Regions from separate parts of the Homo sapiens genome. Here all the other regions are linked to region 1. A link is a contact called in ENCODE Hi-C or POLR2A ChIA-PET data. All regions are on one chromosome and are shown on one strand. The core of a region is the stretch at or near the end of the contact, and the rest is flanking DNA. Distances in the headings are between cores, read along the strand shown. Region 1 holds the start of ANP32A (acidic nuclear phosphoprotein 32 family member A). Region 2 holds the start of PKM (pyruvate kinase M1/2). Region 3 holds the start of MYO9A (myosin IXA). Region 4 holds the start of ARIH1 (ariadne RBR E3 ubiquitin protein ligase 1).

Region 1 (4,426 bases), core at 478-2,977:
CCAGCGCACGGTGCTGCCCAAACTCCCAACTCCATGGAGCTCGGGCCACCGAGACTGGGGGCGTCCTCCCGCCAGCGCGTCCCCGGTCCCCCCAAGGGGCCAAGAGGGGAGCTGGCCAGGGTCTCCGCCCCAGAGCCGCCAACTCGCCGAAAACACTCAGGTTTGAAAGCGAGAGGGAGGCAGAAATAAAAACCAGCGTTCGAGTCACCCACCCTCACCTTCCCCCTCCTCAGGGGTAAGCTTTCGCTCGAGCCTCGCGATTCCCACCCGTGTAAGTTTCCTCCGGCCGTGCTCCCGCCGCTGCCCAATCAATAACGGCGGCTAGCGGGCAAACTCCCATCCTAGAGCTGCGTGTTTGCCATGCCCGCATAAACGTGGACCCAGCCAGTACCCACCACGGGCGCCAGCTCCGGGCAGCTCGCGTCCTGACAAAGTTTCCCGTGCCCATTTATTAAGCAGGCGCCGAATGGCTGCCGACAAGCCCAGCACTGAGAAAGACGGGCCGGGGGTTCGAGCTGGGGGGCACCAGGGCCCAAAGGCTGGCATCTTGGGGAAGCCGGAAGGAGCTGGGGCGAGGGGGCACCGGGACGTAGCCTTTGGGCAACTTGCACCAGCGATCGCTGGAGGCAGGGAGACGCGGGGATTATCTGTGCCTTAGCACGTTCGAAAATCCCTCCCCCTCCTTCTAATTTATCCTCCCTTCGGAAGGAAAGGAAGAAACATCAGCATCTGGCCCGAAGGTGGGGTGGAAAGAGTGAGGGAGAAAGAGGAGGAGAGGAAGGGAGGCAGAGAAAGGGAGGGAGGGAGAGAAAGGGCGCGTTCACGAACACTACAAAGTTACAAATATGGCTCCCCCGTCTCTCGCCTCATCACTGCAAAGAAATGAAGACGCACTTTAAACTCCAGCCATTCCCAACTCCGCTGCAGCCCCCTCCCCACGCGCTCTCCCCGGGGGCCTCGGCCCACATTTATCAGAAACTAAACCGGACTCGCGAAGCCCCAAACTTATTGTGTGTGCGAGCGAGCGAGCGAGAGAAAGGGAGGGGGGAGGCGCGGGAGGGGGGCGGAAGGGGGGATACATTTATAAAATGTAAAACCCCCTTTTTTTGTTGTTAAATCCAGGAGGCAGCCCCTCTCCTCCTCCTCCCTCGTTAATCTTCCCCCCAGACGGAGTCACGGGAGCAGCGATCTCCGAGGGTGATTTCGCCTCATTCTCTCCGACCCAAACGCGTGCGCCCGCCGGCCCCCGATGGGTGCACACTCGCACGCACACTCTCGCACCCACACTCGCACACGCGGGAGCACACGCACAGGTAGTCACACACCAAGGGCAGCGGCGGCGGCAGCCGGAACATGCTCGGATGGCATTGCAACCCCCCAGCCTTGCCAATTCGCTTGCAGTCCGACCCCCAAACCCGCACCTCCCGGGCGCCCCCCCCCAAAAAAAGTGCCTCCCCCCAGCGCGCACACACACACACACACACAAAGTAGGAGAATGGACCGACAGAGATATTTTTGGCAAATGCTCACATCAGAGGGCGTCCTGTTCCGCAGCTCTAAATGAATCCGTCTGCCCATCTCCATCTCTCGCGCTCTCTCTCTGCAGAGGCTCCCGCGCCGGCGGAATTCAATCAATAAACCCCGAACCCACGGCCGCGCGTTTTAGGACTTTGAAGGCTCAACCAGCTCCGCTCGGTTCTCGAGCCCCCAGCACCCGCGGCGCACACTAACCTGATCGCCGTGGAGGCGGGATCTGCGGCCCCATGGACGAGCGGCAGCGGCCCGAGCCAATCGCCGCCGAGGGTCTCCGGGCAACAGCCAATGGCAGTGGCGGCGGGGGGGGGAAGGGACCAATGGGCGGGCTGCGCAGCCGGCCAGGGAGGCTCGGCCATTTGGTAGTGGTGCCGGAGACGGACCCCTTTAGATTTCGGGGCGGCTGAGGAGCGCGGCGGCTGCTCTGTGGCTGAGTGAGGGGGGTGGGCGGAATGGCGGGGGAAGGGAAGGTGACTGTGCCTCGAGGGCCGAGCCGCCCGGCCTTGCCAGCCAGCCGCCGCCTCAGCGTTCGGCCGGGGGCGGGGCCGCAGGTGCGTTCTGCGAGGGGGAGGGGCGCGGCCGGAGGGGTCGGGTCGGGGTCCCCGCCCGGCCGAGGGCTTCGCGGGGCGGCGCGACGGGGTTGCGGAAGGAGGCGGGCGGCTTGAGGTCCGGGGACCGCGGGCTGCCCAGCGGGAGGGCAGATGAAAGGCCTGGAAGGAGGAGAGGGGTCAGGGTGCAATGCCGGGAGGGGCTCGTCGGGTCCCGGGTCCGGCGGCTCGCGCTGGGGAGCGTGGCTGCCCCCGTCACCCCCACCGCGGCTGCCCAGCAGCCCGCGCGCCCCTTCCCCTCCGGCCTCGTCCCTGTCAGGCCGCCACCATCGCCACCCTCGTATACATAAGTCAGTAAAAGCAAGATGCTTCCACTTTTGGATGACTTACCGCGCGGTCGCGACCCTTCCCACGAAGAGGCTTTTCACTTTGCTGTCATATTAGGTCAGCTTGGAAGAAGTGATCACCAAGAGACACCCAAGATCTTGTTTAGGCAATAAATGAATGAAGACCATGGATTAAGAACCGTTGCTAGATATGTAGAATATTAAAAGGTGGAAAAGGAAGGTGCTCATAACTCCTGGTTTTCTGGACCAAACATAATTTCTGGGCTTTATAGACCTAGTGAAAGAGAACGGCGCACGGTTTATTCTAATCGTCCACCTGAGTCATTCGGTTCGGTTTGGGTTGCCAAGGAGGCTCTAACTGGAGCCCTTTCTCCTGGTTTTTCGGCGTGGTTGCCTTGGGTATTTTTGAATCACATTAAGTTTTAAGAGACCTTAAAGCCCCGATGCCCACTGGGTTACCGACTTACGGCACTAAGTTGGCTGCCTGTGGCTGTTAATAAACCACGGGGATTGTTGTCAACGAGGACAGATACATCCTTACCTTTCCACACGACTGTATTTTAGTGTTTGTTTCTACATGTCTGCACTCTTCCCCACACGCCTCAAGGTAGTTTTTCTGGATACATATGTTTATTTTTCAGGAACAGGAGTTCAAAGGAGAGATAAGCCAGTATGTATGTTGCAAAGTTAAAATACTGTTGCATAATAGCAATCCAGTTTCATTCTTAGACATACGAAGTTGAGGAGGAAATAAAAAGTGACAATGTAAATAAAACACATACAGAATGCTTACACTGGGGAAGAAGCTGTAGTAACTTTAATATTGCAACCTGATGGATTGCAAGTGTAAAGCCCTGCAACTAAGGATTTTACTCAGTAAATTCTTTCAGATAAAATGATAAATGGAATTTGAAGTCTGATGTTTACTCTGATTAGGTGGGAAATGCACCATAAAAGTTAGAAGTCATTGTTTTATTTTATCTGGGTATAAATAGTATAATTTATTTAACTTGTTGACTTGCCTGTCATCCTCAGATTTTGTTAATCTTATTGAAGCCTATTTGTATAGTTGGAATTTATTCTAAGTTTTATTGGCTTCTTTGTAATACATGAGGAACCCCAAATTTCCTATTTATGCCATTGAGACAGTTGTTATTTCTGGATATGGTGTTTAGGATTGTATTCAAACAGAACTCTTATCAAAACAGGTCAATATGGTGTGTATGATCTGTGTAACATAGGAGTCCTGAAGTTTGTGTTCTCTTTGATGGTAAATGTTCATTTTCAATTTAAAAGTTTAACCACAGTTAAGACCACGCTGCTAGCAATGCAATATGAGACAGTGTCTTTCCAGAGGAGTAATCCCTTAAAAACCAACCAATCAAATGCAGAGATATGCCCCATCCAGCTTTGCTAAATAGAAGCAAATAGCTCACTTTATTGTACAAAGACTCAAGAGGAAGACTTAGAAGCCCACCCCCTCCCCCATTAAAGAGAAAGTACAGAAACAAATTAGAATCGAAAAAATCATGGCCTGATTACTAAATCAAAACGTTAAATGTGACAGTTGTTTTTAGAAGCATCTTACATTTATACATTTTGATGACTTTTGTATTAATGTTAGAAAATTGAAAGAAGGCTTCACTGGATGTCAGTCGTTACAGAAATTGAAATATCCAAAAGTATATGTATAACCAATTGAGTAATTTCCGCTTTCCTTACACACTTGAAATAAATTTTCTTTTGCTTTTACAAATAGATCTATATGTAAGAAAATTTTCATATGATTTTGCTTTTTTATTATTAAAAAAGGAATATAGTAAAGCCAAAGCTGAGCTGTATTTGCCCCACACAACATGACCAAATATAAAAAAAACCACTGCTCTTACAAATATCTTATTTTACAAAGTTGTTTTTTAAATTACATTTTATTGTATATTATAATAGTAAATAAGTGTTCTAAGTGGCACTGCATTTCAGAAAATATAGAAAGAAATC
Region 2 (4,421 bases), core at 1,051-3,550, 3.4 Mb after region 1:
AATGTTCCTCTGGTAGGTAGTATTCTACTTACAGCGGAACACCAAAGGCTTAACTCAGCCCCTCCTTGCCTGCCTTTGTCTACAGGTCCCAATCTCAGATGACCAAAAAGCATCTGCTCCAAGCAGAGAGTTGGAAAGTTACATTATCAGTTACTTTGTCAATATTAAACCAGATCCCTTGGGGAACTGGTTTCCAGGAGACACGTGGTTATTCAGAGAGCCTGATTCCTCACGATTAGCTGTAGGCGTTTGGGGACAGTAGGAAGACAATGGATCAAGGCCCTTATGCTCAATTGTGGACTAAGTAATTGTGCTCAAAAATAATATATTCAGTCACAGGCTTTTCTTCTGGGTATTTCGCCAGAGATTAGACACTTACTGAGTGTGCCACATCCACGTAAGCATGAATCCTTTCAACCATCATGAGGAAAATGTTACTCCCAGTTTTCCCAGGGGAAACTGAGGTGTAGAGGCTGAACTCCTTCAGAGTCTCAGGAAATTAATGAGTCAAACCTGATTCTAAACGCCTTTTTGACAACTTCCCAATGTCTCTCTCCACGTGGACCTTCACTGTCGGCCTCACTTTAACCCGTACCAGCAAAGGTCCAAGCCCTGGGTCTGGAGTACGTAGATTAAGAAGCCAAGGGATGCCCTTACATGACTGAGTCTTTAAATGATCTTCAGACTGGAAGGTGCTTTCCTGCATCTTCTAATCCAGTGTGCTTGCCACCTGGTGAGACCTTACGAGGCTTCCTGTCCCCCTCCCTCCCACAGCAGGAAGCTCGTACCCCACTCCCAGCATTACAGGAGATACATTTTAAGATTGTGAGCTCGGTGGGCTATGACTCGTCTAGTCATCCTGGTCTCTAACTCTGACCCCCAAACAGCCCTTGACCCACACCGTTTGCGTTCAGTGAACGCGACAGATTTCCTGCCCCCTCCGTAACCAGATCCCCACCCCACCCCGCGGCCTCCGCGTTCCACAATCAGGACGCATTTGTTAAAAAATGTGCCGGATAATTAAAAAAAAAAAAAAGAAAGAAAAAAGAAAGGAAAAGAAAGAAACGTGCCGGAGAGGCGCGGAACGGGCGAGGGCCAGGAGGCCCCAGCAAAGCCTGCAGAGGTTTATCCCGCCCGTTACGAGGCCCAAGGCCATCGCCCGGTGAAGCGGGGTGGGCCCTGGGCGCGGCCGCTACGTGCAGCCCGGCCGCGGCGAGATGGAGCGTGGTCCCTGGCGGCCACCCGGCAAGGGCCGGTCGAGCTCTCGGGCCCCGAGCCATTCCCAGGCCCTCGCAGGCCGCCCATCTAATCCCGGCCACAGGGGACGGCACCGCGCCGCAGGGGCAACCGCCCTGCCTCCCGGCAGCGGGGCAGGCCAACGTTACGTAAGTCTCCAGCTGCCCCCGGGCCGCCGCATCCCGCCCGCCGCGCGGGGCACCCAGCCCAGCCCTCCGCCCGCCCGCCCCGGACACGGGGCCTCAGCACCGCCCGAGCCTGCTGGGAGCTGGGAGGCGGTGATGGAAAAGGGGGGTGGGACCGCGCTCGGAGACCGGAGCAAGTGGGCGGGCGCGACCAGAGCAGAGAGGGAGGGAGGGAGCGGACACGCCAGGCGAGGAAGGGGATGCGGGGGAGCGGACGTGACCAGCAAGCAGGGGGAGGGGCGGCGAGAGGGAACTGGGGCGCGGGAAGGGCGGTCGCGCATGAATGGAGAATGGACGCGGGAGGGGAACCAGAACGCAGTTTCAATGAGTTACACAGAAAGCATTAGAATCAGGGGACACGCACAGCTTGAAGAGGAGGGGGTGGAAGGACCAGACTTAAGGAGGAAGAGGGGAAAACGAGCACGGAACAGGCGGCGCGGAGAAAGGGGAAGCAAGGGTGGAATCAATCACGAGGGACCGAGAGAAGGCAGGCGAGGATGGAGGCGCATTGAGGATTGGGGCAGGAGGAAGAGGATGGGACCAGAATGAGGGGGTAGGGCTGGGGCGGGAAAGGAGCCGGCGGACCCGCCTGATCTGGAAGGAACGGCGCTGGGGACTTCTGAAGAGCAGGCCCCAGGCGTGAGGAGCCGTTCTCCTCTCTCTGAGCTCCACTGCATCCCAGACGCCCTGGATCCTGCGCCGCCCTGCCTGCGTGCCCGGGGCCGGCCGGCGCGCCGGGATTCCGCACTAGCCGGGCGACTGGCCCTTGGTGGGGACTGATGGCGTAGCCTCCTGCACCGCTCACCTCCGGCGCTGACCGACTCGGGCTACGCTGCAAAGACGAAGAGATCCGGAGCCACGGCGCGTGCAGCTGCTGTGCAAGGAGCCACTGCCTCAGCCTCAAGGTTATCCCGCTGCGGGCCGCCGCAATCCCTCCGCCGCCCCGCCCTCTGCCCAATCCCGGCTCCGGGCGACCCGGGCCCCGCCCCCTGCGTCCCCGCGGGCGCAGTCACCTTCAGGAGGAAGCGCGGCGGCGGCGGCGGAACGCGCGGGCAGGTTGCCCTTTCGGTGGGACTAAATTCTGCGGCGGAAGGACACAGATTCAGAGTCACATTTTAAGAAACCTGATGACCAATGGGGACGCGGCGGGGCAACGGGGCCCGCCCCCGGAGCGACTTTCCTCCCAGACCCCCGGGCGCCGGGCCACCTGTTGCCGCCAAGTTGGGCTGCCAGATGGGGTGTCTTTTCTTGGCTCTCGGCCCAGGCCACCCCAGCTGTCCCGGCCTACCTGGGCAGGGCCCAGATTTATGGGTTCCGGGGCAGCATTCTCCCGGCCCCGCCCTGCCACTCCCCACTCCTCCGGGTGTCTGCTCTGGCGCACCCTCGGAGACTGAGCTGAACGGAAAGTTGGGGAGAGCTGCAGACTTGTGCGTGGTTGGAGGTCCTGGCCGCCTTCGGAGGGGCTCTGGCACTGGAGCGGCAGTAGGGAGAACTAGGGACTGCGAAGTGGGCCTGGAGCGGGAGCGCGAGGCCGTTTTCCTCTTAGGACCATTCATTGTGTTAGGACCGCGGAACAAGGAAGGACCGGTTGGGGCCATGTGAATAATTTAGTAGGGTCTGGAATCCTGCAGAGCGAATGCCTCAGAGTAGAAAGTAAATAGACGGTGTTGATATTAGCGCAGAGCTGGGCATCTGGAAATATCAAGTCAGAACATTAGGGCCGATAACCTATGCAGGAGTCAGCATTTCTGTTTTCACCTTTGTCGTGTTTAAGTCAGTATTGTTGGAACTTTTCTTACATTTTTCTACAAGACATTTTCTGATTTCCCAGTTGTTAGCCAGCAACTAATGATGCGAGCAGTTATCAATTAAACAGCTGTTAACTCTTGCCTTCATTCACAGATACAATGTTGCGCATTCAAAATGTGAAGACCGTTCTCTTAGGTTCTTTTTTTATTTTCCTGGCAAAAGAGACCAAATGGGTGTGACCTGCTCAGGCATACCCGCTGCCTGCAGCTGAATCACAGGCCTTCATTCGCTTCCTGTTAGCTCAGATAAGCTGGGAGGAGACAGTGACAGCCTAAAAGTAAATTTCTGTTTGAAGTGAGATAAAAATCTTTCACTTTCTTCTGTAAGTCTTTCCTGGTCCCTTTAGTTGTTGTTGGGAAGGAAATGCTTGATTATTAAGGTGGTGAAAGAACATGAAGTTGTTGAGAAGGAAAAAAGACATGCCCCCCTAGGGAGGGTTAGATTCCTCTCTATCAGAGAAAGAGGGATGGCATAAAAGTCCCTCCCTGGCCCCTGAGCTGAGGACAAACTAAGAACAGTGGTGGACAACACTGGGATGGCAAGGATCTGGCCGATGCTGGACTATATTGTATTTTAAAGTTCTAAATTGTCTGGGTGCAGTGGCTCACGCCTGTAATCCCAACACTTTGGGAAGCCGAGGCCGGCGAATCACATGAGGCCAGGAGTTGAGACCATCCTGGCCAACGTGGCGAAACCCCGTCTTTACTAAAAATACAAAAACTAGCTGGGCATGGTGGTGCACGTCTGTAATCCCAGCTACTCGGGAAGCTGAGGCAGAATCGCTTGAATCCGAGAGGTGGAGGTTGTAGTGAGCAGAGATCACTCCACTGCACTCCAGCCTCCGTGACAGAGCCAGACCTTGTCTCAAAAACAAACAAACGAAAAAGTTCTAAATCTAGATATGTTCACAAGACTGAAATGTACATGTAGAGTTGATGGCAAACTAACTCCTCAGTTGCAGATTTTGATCTGACAGTTCTAGAAATGCTGTCCACGAGCCTCTGGCAGAGACAAATCCAGCGAATCGTTGCTCACATTAGGTGCATAGTAGGCCGGGTGCGGTGGCTCAGGCCTGTAATCCCAGCACTTGGAGGCAGAGGCGGTAGGATCACGAGGTCAGGAGATCGAGAGCATCCTGGCCAACATGGTGAAACCCTGTCTCAACTAAAAATACAAAAATTAGCCGGGCAT
Region 3 (4,844 bases), core at 902-3,401, 3.3 Mb after region 1:
TGTAGTATTAAGTAAAAAAAACAGGCTATGTATAGAATGTAAAGTATGCAACCATTTGTGTACAGTGTCTTAAAAATATAAATGTGTAGGTTTATATATTGGAAATATCACAGAAAGGATACACATGAAGCTGGAAATAGTGGTTGCCTCTAAAGAGGAAAAATGGGTGGCTGGAGAGTGAAGGCGGAACAGAAATTTTTACTACATTACTCTTCCGAAACTTTTGGCTTTTACGTCTAGTTATTATCTATAATTTTAATGTGATTTTCTCCTGTTACTTTAACATTTTTTACTGTGTGTGTGTGTATGACTACAAAGACCTCTTTATATTTCATCTTTATACCAATATTAAAATTACGTACTGATCATTTGATGCAACATTACATTTCTTTCTTGACAACTCAGGAGCTCAACTTCTACAAACATTTTATTCAACATTTTACTGCTATTGAGAAGGCTGTTGTTGGTAATGACCTCAGTGAACACTGCATGATTTCTGTACTTGCTTCTTGGAGAAGCAAGACAGCAGCACCAGGCAACAGAAGTTTATTATTAAACCGACATCGAAGCATTCAGGGATTAAGGAATGCTACAAATCTTATTTTTCTAGCAAATCCAAAAAACAGTGAATCCAAAAAAAGTCCCCTAGTATCCTTTAAAAATAAAAATAAGAAACAGTTCTAGTATCTGCAGCAATCGACAAGGAGGTGAAGTAATACTACAAGACGACATAGTTATATCCACTAGTGCAACGTGATTTAATCCTTACAGAGGTCCCTAAAACATCAGTGCTGGACAACCTCACACGTTCTACACAGAACAGACAAGACGAGGTGCAGGCTCTGTGACCTTATAATGGCACACACACAACTGGCCTCATGCTTCCATAACTTCACTCTGCCTCCCACTTTTTTCAGCCCAACCCCTCCAAACATGGGTCTCGGTCGGTCCCCTTAAGCCACAATGGAGGGAATACATTAGGCTAAGCAAATATTCCCTCAGGATTTCATGGCAAAGCCCTTTCAACCAAAGAAAGGATCGCGACTAAGGAGAAAGATAACAAGGTTTGCTTGAGGAGAGGTCTGTTGAGAGAGGCTACAGTCGGTGGTGGGAGAGAAGCCAAAGTCTGTGACGGTGTCTAGAGGGACTGACACCACATCTACCGGGAGTAAGAACACCATGACAGCGGCTATCTGAAAGCCGTGATGGCTAGGGTTAGTGCTAGTCGGCTTGGTGATGAGCGAGCTGGGAGGGGTTCTACTAAGAAGAGTAGGGCGAGGGGCACATGGGGGACGCAATGGGTTAGGGGGCGGTCGAGACTTTGCCTGAGAACTGTAATCACGTCAGCCCAAGGGAGGATGTAACGTAGTCTAGAAGCTCCATTAAGAGTCCTAAGGGACTCTGAGGGGTACTAATGGGGTCTGCTGGGTTGGGGGGACCGTGACAGAATCTCCGGGGAGGCTGGAGGGCCGGAATGGTGCCCGGCCAATGGAAGATACAGGGGGTGGGGTCTACTGGGGATCCGGGGCCGTGATCTGGTGTTTGGGAGGCTCGGCGCAGACCCGCTCGCGGGGCGTCTCCGCTGGGACGGGGCGGGGCGGCCCGACCGGAGCCAAATAGCGAGGCTGAGACGTGGGCCAGGACGGGCTGCAGGGCCGCTGGGCGCTTGGGCGGGTCTTACCTCGGGCTCCGCCGCGGTGGCCACCGCAGCCCCCTCCTCTTCGACGGAAGCTGCCTTCCACCCTCCGCCCCAGGGTAGGACCGGAGATGGCAGAAGAGGCCGAGGCCACCGAGGGTCGGACGGTTCCGGGAGGGTGGGCCCAGCAGCCTCAGGGTCCGGGCGAGCGGCCGCGGCGCATCCCCCGCCCTGTCAGAGAGACTCCGCCCGGCCTGAGCAGGCACATCCCCCGCCGCACCCCGCCCAGAGAGCACGCGTTGGACCGCCGCCTCAACCGCTGCCAGCGGCCGCCTCTGCCGGTGCAACTACTGCCTCCGCCGCCGCCTCTCGCAGTCCGGGCTGTCCTGTACTCTCTCAACAGACACAGCCAACCGCCGCCGCGTCCCTTATCCGCTTCGGTCGCGCGCCCCCGACCCCGCGCACGCGGCCCCGCCCCGCGCGACTCCCCGGCTGCAGGCGAGCAGGCGCGCGCGCACTTACCTCCCACGCCCCCTACTGCCAGCACGGGTCGGCCCCGCCCTGTCCCGCCCCCGCACGTGACGCCACTGGAGAGTACAGCGTGCGCTTGCGCAGACACGCCCCCTTTCCTACGCCCCAGGCGGCCCCGCCCAAATTTTTTCTTCTTCACCTTACGGCAGAGCAGGGAACTCAGCTTTAGATTCTCCCTGTACTGGAAAGGGATGTCGCAAGGTTGGGGACGAAACCTCTGAGTTTGCGACCGTAGCTGTCGCTTTCCGGCCAACACAGAGGTGCCTGAAGGCTGGTTGGGGTGGTGAGGCCCGAGGCAGGTAAGAAGCCTCCTCCCCACTTCGGTTTGTCTCGGCAGTGGATCGCTCTCCCACCCACTCAGATTCTGGCGTATCCGTGCTCCCTCCCGATTCTGGACCTGGATTCTCAGCGCCGCCGGTCATAGCCCCCGCCCCTTTTCAAACACGCACGCTCTCTCCACCCACTGCCCCCTCCATTGTCCCCGCCCCGACCTCCGTTTCCATTCATTTCTCAGACTTTTCACTGAGTGGTTTCCATGCCTTGGGTTCCAGAATGTCAGAGGCGAATTAAGTGGTGTCAGCTTTTTGAAGTGCTTTTGTATAGGAGACCGTGAGAGAATCCGCAGTGGTAGTACAATAAAGTGACAATAGAGAAAAATGCACGGGATGCTGTCTGCGCACAGAAGAGGGGTCCCAGGTTGTGTAGGAGGATAACGTGAGGAAGCCCTTTCCAGGGTGACTTTTGGGTCACTTTTAGAGGACTGTGTTAAAAGACTAGTAATCCAGTACCTGGTCAAAGAAATACGAAAGGAGGTAAAAGCAGAATAACGGGCGCAAGAGCATGTGACAGTGGTGGTCTGAAAGAGAAAAAAGAAGTAAAATAAACCTGATGGAAACCGTACTAGTGTAGACTTCCCTTTAAAGAAGCATCGTTATAAAGTTAGAGAAATGAGGAACGAGAATATGGCCCTCAGGAATGTTTTCTGTTTAGGTAGAAGACTCAAAAGCGTACCATGAAACCGAGAAGTGGCCTCTTCGAGGGTGAGGGAGGCTAATTTATAAGATCAAGATCACTAGTGGAACGCAACCTTGTATGTGCATTTGAATCACCTGGGAAACTTTTTGTTAAATAAAACCAATACTGTTGCCCCACTCTAGACCAATTAAATTCTGGGTTGTGCCAGGTGTCATTACTGTTTTAAAGCTCCACAGGTGACTCTAATGCTAAAGATTGAGACTCACTAAACTAGAGAGAAGGAAGTTGAGACAGTTGGCTCTGTAACATTAAGATGGAGGTCATTTAGCCGGGCGCGGTGGCTCACGCCTGTAATCCCAGCACTTTGGGAGGCCGAGGCGGGTGGATCACGAGGTCAAGAGATCGAGACCATCCAGGCCAACATGGTGAAACCTCGTCTCTACTAAATATACAAAAAATTAGCCGGGCGTGGTAGCAGGCGCCTGTAGTCCCAGCTACTCGGGAGGCCAAGGCAGGAGAATGGCATGAACCCGGAAGGCGGAGCTTGCAGTGAGCCAAGATCGCGCCACTGCACTCCAGCCTGGGTGACAGAGCGAGACTCCGTCCCCGCCCCCAGAAAAAAAAGATGGAGGTCATTTAACTACAGAGAGGCTTGGAGATGGAATGAGAAACTTGAGCGGCGTTATGTTTGGAATAACTGGTCTGGGAAATGGGAGAAGGAGCCACTCTTGCCTTTCTCTTCAGCACTGTTCATTCCTCAGTGTTTATCAGGTCCAAATTAGTTACTTGTCTCTTTGCTCTCCCGTTCCCTTCCGTCCAGGATTGGTCAGCTGTTGTCTCCAGCCTTAAAGCTCAAAGGCCATCCCCACTTCTGTCCCCAAAATGATCAGAGCTAAGCCAATTTATGAGATGCAGAGACCAACATCCAGAGCTAAGCCAATTTATGAGATGCAAAGACCAACATCCACTCTCATAGAGATTACTACATACAGTGCCTTGCCAATTTAGAATCTTTTTCTATTATTTATCATTTAAGTTAGTAATGAGATATAAAGATATTTAAAATACAGCTCAATTAGGATGGAAAATTACCGTATTAGGGAAAGCAGGCCTTTAAACAAAGAATTCACTTGGCAGGCAGAGAAGCTGTATGAGGTAAAGACCAAGACAGTGTATGGCTGCTATCTATTAACTAGGGTTAATCCAAAAACCTGTCTATCAGACCCAGATAAGAACGAGTTATTGTTGTCTAGTATGGCTAGAGCATAGTATGGAGAGTAGAGGTGGGACAGAGATGAAGATGATAAAGTGGGTGTGAACAGATTATGAGGAGCCTTGAATTCCATGGTGAAGAGTTTAGATTATATTACTAGAAGTAATTAATAAGTACAAAAAAGGTTCTTAACCTCTTTTACCCAGTGGACCTTGTTGGCAGTCCACCTTATAGATTCAGTCTCAGAAAAATGTTCTTAAATATATAAAATAGAATACGTAGTAATATAAAGGAAACTAATTTTGTTAAGTTTTTAAAATATTAAAACAAATGTGTGATATATATGCACTTTATGCATTAAATAAAATCTGGCAGCAGGTCTAATTATATAATTTCTAAGTAGTGATGACTATAAATTATATTTTGAAATGCCTGCAGCAACTTTAATGTGATGTGAAAATATCAGATTTCTATTGGTAAAAAAGAGAG
Region 4 (4,731 bases), core at 1,343-3,842, 3.7 Mb after region 1:
TTCAAATTCCTCTGTGACTAAAAGTCACATGTTTTGAGAAGATGTGAAAGGGCAGGGCTGAAGTTTGAGGAAACTGCAAAGGTGTGAAAGAGTTGTCGAGAGTGGGAGAACAATCCAGAAAAATTTAATAGGATTGCTGGGAATTATTGAAGGTTGAGTTGTGCTTGGTGATTGAAATTAAGTAGGCTGGGTGTAGTGGCTCACACCTGTAATCCTAGCATTTTGGGAGGCCAAGGTGGGAGGATTGCTTGAGGCCAGGAGTTCCAGACCAGTCTGAGCAACATAGTGAGATGTATCTGTAAAAAAAAATAAAAAATTAGCCAGGTATGGTGGTGTGCACCTGTAGTACCAGCAACTCAGGAGGCTGAAGTGGGAGGATCACTTGAGCCCGGGACATTGAGCCTTCAGTGGTGATCGCACCACTGCATTCCAGCCTGGGTGCCAGAGCAAGAGTGTCTCCAAAAAAAAAAAAAAAAAGAAGAAATGTAGTAATAGAATACAGATGGCTATGCACATTTCTCTAATAGTGGTCAGCTGCTCCATTTATCAAAGTGGAGACTATGGATGGTAGGGTTCATTCAAGATAGGGGTACAATGAAAAGAAAGGTGAGGCAAAGGAGTTTAGGGTACTGACGAGTGTTACTGAATTTTTCTGTAGGTAATATCACAATGGAGACGGGGTGGACAGAAGTGTTCCTTGTGTCCATGGCTTGCCTTAGTTGTGGCAGCAATCTAGAATTGCTAAATAGAAACACTGAATCAAAGAACCTAGACCTGGCTGGGCGCTGTGGCTTATGCCTGTTATCACAGCACTTTGGGAGGCCGAGGCAGGTGGATCACCTGAAGTCAGGAATTCGAGACCAGCCTGGCCAATATGGTGAAACCCCATCTCTACTAAAAATACAAAAATTAGCCTGGGGTGGTGGCATGCGCCTGTAGTCCCAGCTACTCAGGAGGCTGAGACAGGAGAATCGCTTGAACCTGGGAGGCAGAGGCTGCAGTGAGCTGAGATCACCACTGTACTCCAATCTGGGCAACAGAGCGAGACTCCGTCTCAAGAAAAAAACAAACAACAACAACAACAACAAAAACCTAGACTACCAGTATTGAGGTTAAATGCTTTACTTTGTAAATCCTGAGGTTAAGAAATATAATTATCGGTATTTTAAAACTTACAAAATGGACAAATTGGAAGAGGCTTTTTAACATTATAATGGAATTTTTCACTTTTCAAAATCAATTTCCAAAGGGAACCTATAGGTTGAACAGTAAGATTTATCAACAAATCAGGGGTTTTGATTTTAAAAGGTTTTCAATCTGGCCAATTCTTCAGATTATCTCAAGAGGGAGCCTTCTTATGCCTCTTCTTCCTTCATAACACTTCTCTGGCTCGCATGTCCTGTTTGCAAAGATTTAAGCCCACTCTTAGGCATAAAATGCTCTTAACTGACATGACCCCTGACTAACTTGCCTAATATTTTGCCATGTACCCTCCATGCACTTTAAGCTCCCCAAACTATTACTTACTTGACACCTTCTGCGCTTTTGCTTGTTCTCTGCGGCTAGACCATCTTCCCTACCTTCTCTGTTGAACTCCTAGCCATTCATCAACACTCAGCTCACATAGCACACTTTCAGATGAGATTCAAGCATTATCTCTCTGGCTACATTTGGCCCTTGTAGATATTTCTATTATTGCCTGTATTTTGTTGAAGCATTCATGTCTTTTATGTACTACATAGTACATAATATATCTACATTACAAAGCATTTTTATGATTCATGTTTTGGGGCATCCAGCGGTTAAAATAGGGCAAGGGTTATGTGGTCTTGGCCAGGTCCCTTTTCCTTTCTGAGCTTCAGGTTCCTCAGGTATAAAATGGGTACTATGGCTCCGTGAAGATGAGACAGAATATATGTAAAGCCCTTACACAGTGCTCAATTCATGAAAATCATCGCTGTTTACATTGTTTAGGGCCCTCAAGAGGCGCTCTTGTCAGCGGGGTGGAGGAAATGCCTCTTTAAAATGACGTCATTATAGGAGACTTAAAAACCACTGCACGTCTGTACAAGTGGACAGAATCACACAGCTACCTAAAGTGGGTTCACCTGTCATACAGTTTAGAGGTTCCACTTACAACAGGTTTCCATCAGTAGCCAAAGCAACAGAAATTTTAGCTTAACGGCTGAGGGCTTCCGGGATTACCGCAGGGCGGGCGGGAAGCGCCTTTCCGCTCCGGAGGGAAGGCCGCGTCCCCAAGGGACTGCCTAAGTGGGCTGGATCCCTATGGCCTGCGGCAGACACCACCACGTAGGCGGTCCAGGGGTCCCTCTCTCGGTGACTGGTGACCAGGAGGCCGCAATCTCTTCACATAAAAGGTCTACGGGTTTCCGCTCGGCCCTCACAGCGGCAGCGGATCGAACCAGGAAAGCAATTCCCGCTCGGCTCCCCTCGGGTCCCAGGCCCAGGAAGGCCGGGCCGTGGGGTCTCCCCGGGCTCCACGCAGGGGCGGTGGGGCGGGGCGCAGTGACGCAAAGAGGAGTGACGCGACGACGCAGCGCGACGCGGTGACGCACGCCCCTTTGTTGGCTCAGTAGCGATAGCAGCGGCCGTGGAGGTGGCGTTGGGGACTGTTTTCTCTCGGAGGCCGGAGCGGAGCCGCGTCTGACTGAGGCGGGCAGCAAGCGGCCCCCTCGCTCCCTCCCTCCCTCCTCCGCGCCCTCCCCGCCGCCACCAGCCGTCAAACGCCAACCGCCGCTCCTGGGGAGGAGCCGCGGCTCGCGGGGCCGGAGCCAGGCCTGCGTCCGGACATCAGCCGGAGCCGGAGCGAGAGCCGGGGCCTCGGCGTCCCCGCCCTCTCCCCGCCTCGGCCAGCGTCCGCCGGGCCCCCGCGCGTCGCGCCATGGACTCGGACGAGGGCTACAACTACGAGTTCGACGAGGACGAGGAGTGCAGTGAGGAGGACAGCGGCGCCGAGGAGGAGGAGGACGAAGACGACGACGAGCCGGACGATGATACCCTGGATCTGGGCGAGGTGGAGCTGGTGGAGCCCGGGCTGGGCGTCGGCGGGGAGCGGGACGGACTGCTGTGCGGGGAGACGGGCGGTGGCGGCGGCAGCGCTCTGGGGCCCGGCGGTGGCGGCGGCGGCGGCGGCGGCGGTGGTGGTGGCGGGCCGGGGCATGAGCAGGAGGAGGATTACCGCTACGAGGTGCTCACGGCCGAGCAGATTCTACAACACATGGTGGAATGTATCCGGGAGGTCAACGAGGTCATCCAGGTGAGGGTGGCCGCCGCGCCAGCTGGACCGGGCCCGACGGGGGAGCGGATTCAGGCGGCACGCGCGGTCCCGAGGGACAGGCCTGGGCCTGGTGCGCAGCCTAGCCCGGTGCCTCCCGGCCTTGTCTTCTCCGCTGCCTCTGCTGGGGATAGAGGGTGTCGAAAGCAGAGGTTCGCCGATTAGCCGGGTGTGGGGAGGTGCGCTGGGGGCGGTGCTTCCCAAGTCCTGCTATGGCGGAGGCCTTCGGTCGCCTAAGCCTTCTCTTGCGGGCAATTTCTGCCAGTCCCTGGGCCGGGTGTCCTTTCTCTGGCCGGGCGATCGCCTACTGGGGCGGGGCGGAGGAGGTGGGGTGGAGAAGAGGAGTCAGGAAGAATTGGGCCCTGACGGGACTTACCCCGGCCGTAGCCTCATTTGAGCACTTTTGGAAGGGATTAGAGTAGGCCTAAGAGCAGCTTGGTGTACAGTTGCCCCAAGTGGGCACCAGTTAATAAAGAAATGGATCTTGGCAGTCTCAAGTGCCTACTTAAAGGTGGGGGAAGGGAAGTATTTCTCGGAAGAGGTGCTGATGGGCCTTCTTTTCAGATGGTGAGGCTTCTGCTTACATCTTTTTTATGTCTTTGCTGTTTGGGACCTAATTGCTACTTTTTCTAGTCGTAGCAGATGACTTGCTTGAAGCTGTTGGAATAGTTACTGCATATTGCATACCCTTCCTTGTAGCTAAAACAACAACAAAACGCAGTGTTGTCTAATATTGGACAAGACTCTATTGTGAGTTAGAAAGCAGAGGTTTTCTGCTTGTGAACTCCTTTCTCTGATATTTTCTATTTTGTGGTAAGTTAGGCTTGGTGTAAGTTGATAACCACATCTCATTTAACCATGTGCGTCAGATTTTGCATTTTTGAGCTTTAGAAACTCAAAAGTTTTCATTTGGGGAAAAAAAAAACCTCAGTTCTCCTGAGGAGTCAGGGATATGGCTGAAGAATAAAAATGAAGCTTGATTCAGTGCAATTTTTAGAAAACCTGGAAGGAAACATATATGAGCAGCAAGTTACTATTGCCTCTTTTATCAGTATTATTTCTTTTTTGTTTAACTTAAATTGGTTGGCTAAATATTCATTGACAAATTAGAAGTATGTCACTGTCAACTCGTTGACTTTCTATTATTAACTGATTTTTATAGTATTATAAGTAACAGTTTTAAAAATTGAAGCATCTATTCAGGCACTGTTTCAATACAGTGTTTTGCATAATAGAAAAATCTCTGATATCTAGTGCCATTACTAAATAGTGGAAGTCTTCATTTTTAATCTAGAGAACACAGTCTAAGAAGGAAGTTGAGGATTGTAGAAGATAATTTTTTGTTTGTTTGAGACGGAGTCTTGCTTTGTCGCCCAGGCTGGAGTGCAATGGCGCAATCTCTGCTCACTGCAACCTCCGCCTGCCGGGTTCATGCA

The links. Hi-C counts contacts between places; a loop is a spot of excess contacts on that map. ChIA-PET counts read pairs that join two places held with the same protein, here RNA polymerase II (POLR2A). Pooled maps may share reads with other maps.
Region 2: a loop to region 1 is called in a map of naive thymus-derived CD4-positive, alpha-beta T cell, with 21 times the contacts of the local background. The contact joins the promoter of PKM here to the promoter of ANP32A in region 1. A Hi-C loop is called at or near these places in 1 of 168 maps with a recorded cell type or tissue (naive thymus-derived CD4-positive, alpha-beta T cell), 3 of 37 single-sample maps with no recorded cell type and 9 of 50 pooled maps. POLR2A ChIA-PET finds 5 or more read pairs at or near these places in 1 of 52 experiments (GM12878).
Region 3: a map of naive thymus-derived CD4-positive, alpha-beta T cell shows a loop between it and region 1 (16-fold over the local background). The contact joins the promoter of MYO9A here to the promoter of ANP32A in region 1. A Hi-C loop is called at or near these places in 1 of 168 maps with a recorded cell type or tissue (naive thymus-derived CD4-positive, alpha-beta T cell) and 9 of 50 pooled maps. POLR2A ChIA-PET finds 5 or more read pairs at or near these places in 1 of 52 experiments (activated B cell).
Region 4: a pooled map shows a loop between it and region 1 (15-fold over the local background). The contact joins the promoter of ARIH1 here to the promoter of ANP32A in region 1. A Hi-C loop is called at or near these places in 1 of 37 single-sample maps with no recorded cell type and 9 of 50 pooled maps.

What each region holds. Positions count from the first base shown.
Region 1 is chr15:68,819,168-68,823,593 of GRCh38, forward strand. ANP32A (acidic nuclear phosphoprotein 32 family member A) reads right to left here and starts at 1,728. Exons shown (of 7, transcript NM_006305.4): 1 at 1,531-1,728. The coding sequence starts at 1,584. RefSeq lists enhancers at 1-426, 427-1,008, 4,290-4,426 and silencers at 70-179, 1,680-1,929, 1,980-2,139, 2,210-2,269.
Region 2 is chr15:72,228,890-72,233,310 of GRCh38, forward strand. It overlaps PKM (pyruvate kinase M1/2), which reads right to left and starts at 2,301. Exons shown (of 11, transcript NM_002654.6): 1 at 2,227-2,301. RefSeq lists silencers at 1,173-1,682, 2,243-2,742.
Region 3 is chr15:72,115,999-72,120,842 of GRCh38, forward strand. MYO9A (myosin IXA) reads right to left here and starts at 2,152. Exons shown (of 42, transcript NM_006901.4): 1 at 1,682-2,152. It overlaps SENP8 (SUMO peptidase family member, NEDD8 specific), which reads left to right and starts at 2,405. Exons shown (of 2, transcript NM_145204.4): 1 at 2,405-2,466. RefSeq lists an enhancer at 1,094-1,303 and a silencer at 1,504-2,273.
Region 4 is chr15:72,471,738-72,476,468 of GRCh38, forward strand. ARIH1 (ariadne RBR E3 ubiquitin protein ligase 1) reads left to right here and starts at 2,593. Exons shown (of 14, transcript NM_005744.5): 1 at 2,593-3,277. The coding sequence starts at 2,903. It overlaps TMEM202-AS1 (TMEM202 antisense RNA 1), which reads right to left and starts at 2,502. Exons shown (of 4, transcript NR_135678.1): 1 at 2,138-2,502. RefSeq lists enhancers at 1,957-2,056, 3,507-3,716 and silencers at 2,297-2,636, 2,488-2,684, 2,727-2,956.